Regions from separate parts of the Homo sapiens genome. Here region 1 is linked to region 2. Evidence: chromatin contacts called from ENCODE Hi-C data. All regions are on one chromosome and are shown on one strand. The core of a region is the stretch at or near the end of the contact, and the rest is flanking DNA. Distances in the headings are between cores, read along the strand shown. Region 1 has its middle 23 kb from the start of SMIM3. Region 2 holds the start of ZNF300 (zinc finger protein 300).

Evidence for each region. Hi-C counts contacts between places; a loop is a spot of excess contacts on that map. Pooled maps may share reads with other maps.
Region 1: a pooled map shows a loop between it and region 2 (2.4-fold over the local background). The contact joins the enhancer-like site here to the promoter of ZNF300 in region 2. A Hi-C loop is called at or near these places in 1 of 50 pooled maps.

The regions. Positions count from the first base shown.
Region 1 is chr5:150,799,543-150,802,977 of GRCh38, forward strand. No RefSeq gene overlaps it. Among named protein-coding and RNA genes, the nearest start is that of SMIM3, 23 kb to the left of the region's middle. Within about 2 kb of position 1,734, at least 11 of the 41 ENCODE cell types and tissues checked have a DNase peak (open chromatin) inside an H3K27ac peak, as active enhancers do.
Region 2 is chr5:150,902,981-150,906,403 of GRCh38, forward strand. It overlaps ZNF300 (zinc finger protein 300), which reads right to left and starts at 2,000. Exons shown (of 6, transcript NM_052860.4): 1 at 1,724-2,000; 2 at 884-997; 3 at 161-202. The coding sequence starts at 175. It overlaps LOC124901112 (a long non-coding RNA gene), which reads left to right and starts at 2,255. Exons shown (of 2, transcript XR_007058999.1): 1 at 2,255-2,386.

The DNA of each region.
Region 1 (3,435 bases), core at 484-2,983, 100 kb before region 2:
TGAAAAATAAGCGGTCTGATAATATGTAACAAAGTTTAAAAATTGTATCTATTGAAATTAGTGCTTATATTAGTTGTGTGAGATGATTTACATTTAAAAATGTAAAGAATATATGTGTGCTTATAGGTAAGAACAATACATGAACATATTTTCCATCTGCTCCCAATACGTGTCAGTTCATCTTTCTACATTTAACATTTACTGAAGGTAGCAGAAGTAACGTTTTGGAAGAAAAGGATGTTTGGTAAATCAGAACACTATTTCTTGCAATAACTAAAGATCATTAATAACATTTCTTCCAAACTTCCCCCTCCCCAACTCCAACTCCAGAAATAACCAACTAGTTTGATAATTACTAGAAGAAAAAAAGAGAAACAATTGTAATATTTATACAGACATAAAGGAATGGTCTGGTAAATATGGTACAAACAATGAAATAAAACACGGCAACTGAGCACTATCTATTATATTGGTAGTTAACAAAAAGCAAAATACAAAATTGCACCTTCTCAACACCAAAAAAATTGCAGATTTTGCCATTACTTTTAGAATGGTAAAAACTGCATTACTTTTGCACCAACCCAAAACAATTATCTATAATAAAGTCATGAATATATATATTGTCAATTTGTCACTAATAAAATTATTTTGGTGGTATTTTGTTCCATTTCTTCTTACAGGGGTAATTTTTTCTGTTATACCTCAAATGTAACTGGCTTAAACTGATTTCTTTTTTCAACCAAATATGTGTCTTTGGAAACAAACATTCTAATGGCATGCCTCTATACATATCTACCTAGTTCAAGGGAATGCAGTTTGGGAGACTGTGTGTACATGTGTGCACACTCCTGTGCGTACATGTTAAAGTGTAACGTGATCCACCTGAAATGTACATGCAGCTGTTTATATCATGTAGCCATCCATTTCATGATAAATATGTTTGGAAATAAATTTGTAGTACTACCTCCCAACAGCAAATCTTATTTCCTTTTAGTTTCAGTAATAGTATTTAGTATTAGTTGTCACTAATAAGGATTATTTTTAATTTGCAGATGGAAAGCTTCTTCCTTTCCATCCATAAATCGAGTGTTTCTTCTCAAAGGCAATGGTTCTCAAACTTTAGTATGCAACAGAATCACCTGAGGAGCTTTTCTTTTTTTGAGATGGAGTCTCGCTCTGTCGCCCAGGCTGGAGGGCAGTGGCGCGATCTCTGCTCACTGCAAGCTCCGCCTCCCGGGTTCAGGCCATTCTCCTGCCTCACCCTCCCGAGTAGCTGGGACTACAGGCACCCGCCACCACTCAAAATCCTGGTCCTTATCTGCAAAGATTCTATTTCAGTGGGCCTATGACGGAGCCAAGAATTCTGCATTTTTAAGGCAACTTGCTGTCCTTTGAGAAACATTGCACTGAAGTATTTGGGAACTTTGTTTCACTGTGATAGCTGTCTGGGACTTAAATCTTCCGCCAAAGGAAAACCTGGAAAATTTTGTGATTGAGCAAGCAAATCAAGCCCATGCGTAGTAGTAGACTGGGAACCGGTGGGTGTGAGACCCAGGCTCTATGTGGCCTACACTCTTCTGAACTCTTCTGAGTCTTGATTCCTGGTCTGTGAAGTGTGCAGTGTATCCGAATTAAATGAGAAAATCATTCCGTGCTTTTAGGGTGAGTTTGAATAACTTTTAGGCAGTCCACCAGATGGCGATATAACTTTTTTTTCAAATGGAGTGGTTAGCCTGCCGAAGTTGTGAGAGTCAGTCCTACAACATTCCTAGCAGATCAAGATTTTATGTTCCCAGTTCTGGCTTCAGAGACTGTAGCGATAACACAGGGCTCATGCAGTCCAACATCCCGTATAATACAGGTTGCCAGTTGTTGCCTTTTCAGTATTTCTCCTGTGTGATCCTGGACTGCTTGTGTCAGATTCACACAGGAGCATTTGCTTACAAATGCAGCTTCCAGGGCCCTGCTTCAGACGTACTGACCGAGAATCTCTGGAACTGGTTCTTCAGTATCTGCTTTGCAAAAACAATCCGTAAGTGCTCAACAAACAGGTTAAAGTCTGAGAGCCACGTGCCAGTGAAAAGGAGGTTCACGTCTTGCTGAAGCCACCCCTTATTAGCTGTTTTGTTAGAATTCCTCCCTCGGTGAGAGTGGGATTAAGGATTCAGGGATGCTAGTTCTGCCCTCTTGAGGCCACACTGAAGAGATCAACTTCCTTTTTCTTGGGAAATGTCTGAACATTTTGAAGGTCGCTAATCATGACTTACCTCACCTCCGCCCCTATCTTCTCTGGGGGTGGGGAAGAAGTCATACTTTGCATTACAGGTTGGCTGTCATCCTCCTTCCCTTTCCAGGAACACTATAACCAGAGACTAAGAGCGAGGACCTTCACTATTTCTTAGCTTTGTGATCGTGAGCAAATAACATAAACTCTTTGAGCCTCAATTTCCTCTTCTGTAAAATACGAGTGAAAATAATTATACCTACTTCAAAGGATTGTTATGATTATTACATGGGGTGATGAATGCAAAGTGAAAAGGTAAAATATAGCAAAATGTGATCTATTATTAACAATAATGAGCTTCAGTTTCTACATCTGTAAAATGGTGATGATAACTACTAGAGCATGGGGAGAATTAAATGAGGTAATATAAGTAAGGTAGTTGGTTAATGTCTGACTTAGAAGAGGCTCTCAATAGTAGTAATTATAAGATGGCCAATAATGTAAAAACACCAATGGTCTATGCCCCTAATGATGTGGGATTTTAAAAATCACTGAAGTAATGAGATTAGCAATTTCCTTACTGTTATCCTGTAGGATCAGCCTTAGAACAAGTATAAAACTTGTATCTCTTCTATACTAAGTTCCTTTTAGAAAATGTTTCTTAATGAATCCACAATTATTTAATAAAACACAAAGTATTCAATTTTTAAGTATTAATTCCTCACAGAAATTGCTTTCTAAAGTTTTAAGGGTGCAAAAAACATTAAAAATCTTTCAGTAAGCTAAAACTTTAATTAGGCCCTTATATAATTCTTGCTAAAGAGAGAGAATGGAACTGAGACTGTGAAATGAAATGACAATGATAATATTTCCTTTGAAATTTTTAAGGCCAAGTTGCATTAATGCAACTTTGAAATTGTTCCAATCACACAAGGTATTTAATTAAAGCAAATGAAAGGCTCTTCAATTCCCATAAAGATTTACATGGTAGGAAAAATGTTTCTGTTTTAGCAGGTCTATAACATCATTTTTAAAAATTACAAAAATTATTGTATCTACTTTTAAAGCTGGACAGCAATAGTTATAGAGAGAATCATTTAATTTTAGAGTCAAGCAGACCAAATTCCCATCTGGCTCCACCAGCGTGTTCCCTTTAGAAAGTAACATTTAAGAGTTTCATTGCCCTTGTTTGTAAAAAAGGGGATCATATT
Region 2 (3,423 bases), core at 750-3,249:
GCCAGCCAGGTTTTTTACATATTACCTAGAAACTCTTTCGAGGTCTTGATCTTTGTTGTTACCACCTTTTCCTTCATCCAGATTTTAGCTAACTTTACTTTCCATTTGATTGTATGAAAAACCAAAGAAGAATTTTTTTTTTTTTTAAAAAGCAACTCACCTGGGACTTCATCATTTTTTGCTCTTCCAAAAGGCCAGATGACTGAAAAAGCAAAACTGGTGATCAGAATGTTTTTCATAGTCCAAACCCAGACTGCAGCTTTCACATTCACCAATCTTGCAACAACTAACATCAGAAGTCAAGTAACTAATGGGCTACCCTGTGGGATAAGGTTGTTTGAGCCTTACAGAAGTCTCAGCAGGCACCATGTGGAGGAGGGATCATTCTTTACTCCTCTTGTACCTATAATATGATCACATAGAAGTTGACCAAGGTTTTATAATTGGATAGATGTGAAGATATGTTTCCAGTTGATTTACTAACAACTTACTGTTCCCCTTGGGAATCAGCAATTCTATTTATAGAAGATTTTCATGAGGCAATAATCATGGATAGCTATATAAGGATATAAGTGAAGATGGAGCTCCTTGGCAGTAAGAATGGGAATGACCAAATGGAAAACTGAGGCATGTGTTCCCTATTCCTAAAAAGAACCAGCAGCTGAATTCCAACAATTTTCCAAGAACTCTCTTATATTTTCCCCCAACTTAGAAAACTCTTGCTAAATCAATGTGCATGAACTCAAAGGTTAATTTTAAGATGTTTTCTGTTTAAATTTTTATTGCTCTTTTTCAACAGCTCTATTGTCTGTATACAAAAATGGTGATAGGTTGGAACCACTGGAAAAAAAAAGAGTATACCACAATGCAGGAAGGTAAATACCTGGTAAATTTTCCTCAGTCCCAGGACAAGTCATGCAGACAGAGCTGAACTATTTCAGAGGACGTGGGGGCTCCCATGACAGACAGATTATTTTATATGGGGGTATCAAAACATCTGGAAGGAAACAAAAGAAACAATCATACTCATCTCTGGATATCCCGCAGATGCTCAATAAATGTCTCTTGAATAAAATATAAAATGATTTAAATAAACTTAGAAAGTGGAGAACTGAAATCAAACTTTTAATTATGATTTTATCAGTTTTGATTTGTTTGGTCTTGTTTTAAAATGACCATTTGATGGGGGTACCATCAGAAATGCTTAGTGGGCAATGGTAGACTAAGAAAAGATGTGAAAAGGGGTTGACCTTTAAGAACTCAAACAGTTGCCTATGACCTGTGGAAATTTAACGTTAAGTAAAGGCCTTCCCCAGTAAAATGTGGCTGACCACCATGACACCGTGGCCCCATTACTGTCCCCATCTAAATCTCGGAATTCTCAGGCCTAGTAATCATATACCCTACTGAACTCCCCCATGTCCATCACATCACTGAACACATGGACGCCCCCATCATTTAGTCCATAGCCTCCCATCACTGATTCCTCAGAGTCCCCTAAATCACTGAACCCAGTTAAACCCACCAGTCAGTCCACCTGCAAGCCATTCCTGACCTAATAGACACCCCCTCACCTCTCACTTCCCTGTTACTAATCACATCTCGGACTCCCACATAAATCCAACATTAATCCCACCTACTTCCCCCACCAGTGATTTCATAAACCTCCTACCACTGACCCTCACGGGCTCCTCTCCTCCCATTACCAATCCCACAGACTCACCCTTCACCGCACACATCCCGCCTCTGACTCCCAGCTCGATTATCAGGTCCCAAAACCACCATCACCGCTTAATGGGAACCGCTGTCACATCCCTATTGGCAAACTCTCCTGCTTCCTGTCCGCGAGCACCACACCGGGCTCCCGAGGCTGCGCCGTTCCGTACTGGGCGGTTTTGCCCGTTCCGCATCTTCAGAGGCTTTGTTCAGGAAGCAACATGGCTGCTCCCTGGAGCTGTTTCCGCATGGGGCCGCCATCTTGAGAGCCCGGTCGTCTTCGTACTAGCGGAGGATTCGCCCAGTGCTGAGCCCGAGAATGGGCTGTACCACAGCGGCAGCGAAGGGAGGGGAAGGCGACGGAAAGGAGGCCTGCGAAAGGAGCATTAAGGAGCACACTTTTGCAGAAAGATTTTACAAGGGGGATTGAAGAGGAAGTTGGAGTGAACCTTCCTCTATTGGAAGCATGCTTCTGACGAAAGGGGAGGAATTTTAGATGGTACCATGGACGTGTTTGTGAATGGTACAGCCCCATGCCGGGAGATTCGACTGCTCAGAGGGGAAGCGTGGAATGGTGCGGTCCTCTCCAGGGAGATTTCACTGTGGGAGAGAGGGACAAAATCTGGGGGCTGAACAATCATTGTGTACTGTAATTATGCCAATAACAACGGTAAGGAATCCTTATAAGGGAATTTGATATTGCAGTAATAAGTAATAAGAGGTCGACTGAAGGAAAAAGGGAAATTAAGAGCAGGGAAGAGGAGACTGAGGCACAAAGAGAGGGAAGTGAGAAGCAGAGAATCAGAGAGAAAATGGGGGAAATGGGGACAAAGGAGCCAGCCTAGAAAGGAGGAGAGACGGGAGACTGAAGAGAAAAAAATAGACATAGGAATAGAAGTGGGGATCTAAGGGGTAGAGCGTGGTAGACAGACAGATTGAGACAGAAAAGAGACTTGAAAATTGGAACAGACATAAGGGAGAGACTGAGAAGGTTAGATTTCAGAAACAACAACAACAACATGATTTTTTAAAAATGAACCAGCCAAAGAGAATACTAAAATTGTTATCTTAACCCTTAGACCTTACATCAAGCTTTAAAAAAGCAAAATGCATGTTCACAGACCAATGTTTCATTTGTATAAATGAATACAATTTTGAATCATAATTTTCACACGAGTCATGCTTTTTGATATGTTATGAAATAGGCAGCAATTTTACATTTAGCAATTTATTTCTCATGTCAAAACAAATGCACTTAGATAAGAAGACAATGTATTCAGAAAGAACACTGTTGCATTAGGAAGAATGCTCCAATCTCAAATCTGCAAGAATCACAATATCAACAAAATGACTTTTTTTTTTTTTATAGGGAAGAGTAAGAAGGGTTAGCAGGAACTTTGTAGGGAGAAGGATATGAGATAGGGGTGTGCAGGTGGCAAAACCAGGGCATTTCTACAGAAATTGTTTCTGTTGTCATGGAATTCTGAGAATAAGCGGTTAAGGGGAGATGTTTTGAATCATAGTGCATTAGTGCAGTGTTTCAACTCAGGGGAAGCCAAAATGAAGGGGCCTGCGGGAAGGAGAGAAGTCTGACTAAAGGTTGGTCAAGACAAAGAGGATAAGAAATAGTTGGTTGTGAACACTTAACCTCTTCATCTCTATTTAGACTTCCACAGTTATATCAATATTTATTTCTTGACTTGAGCT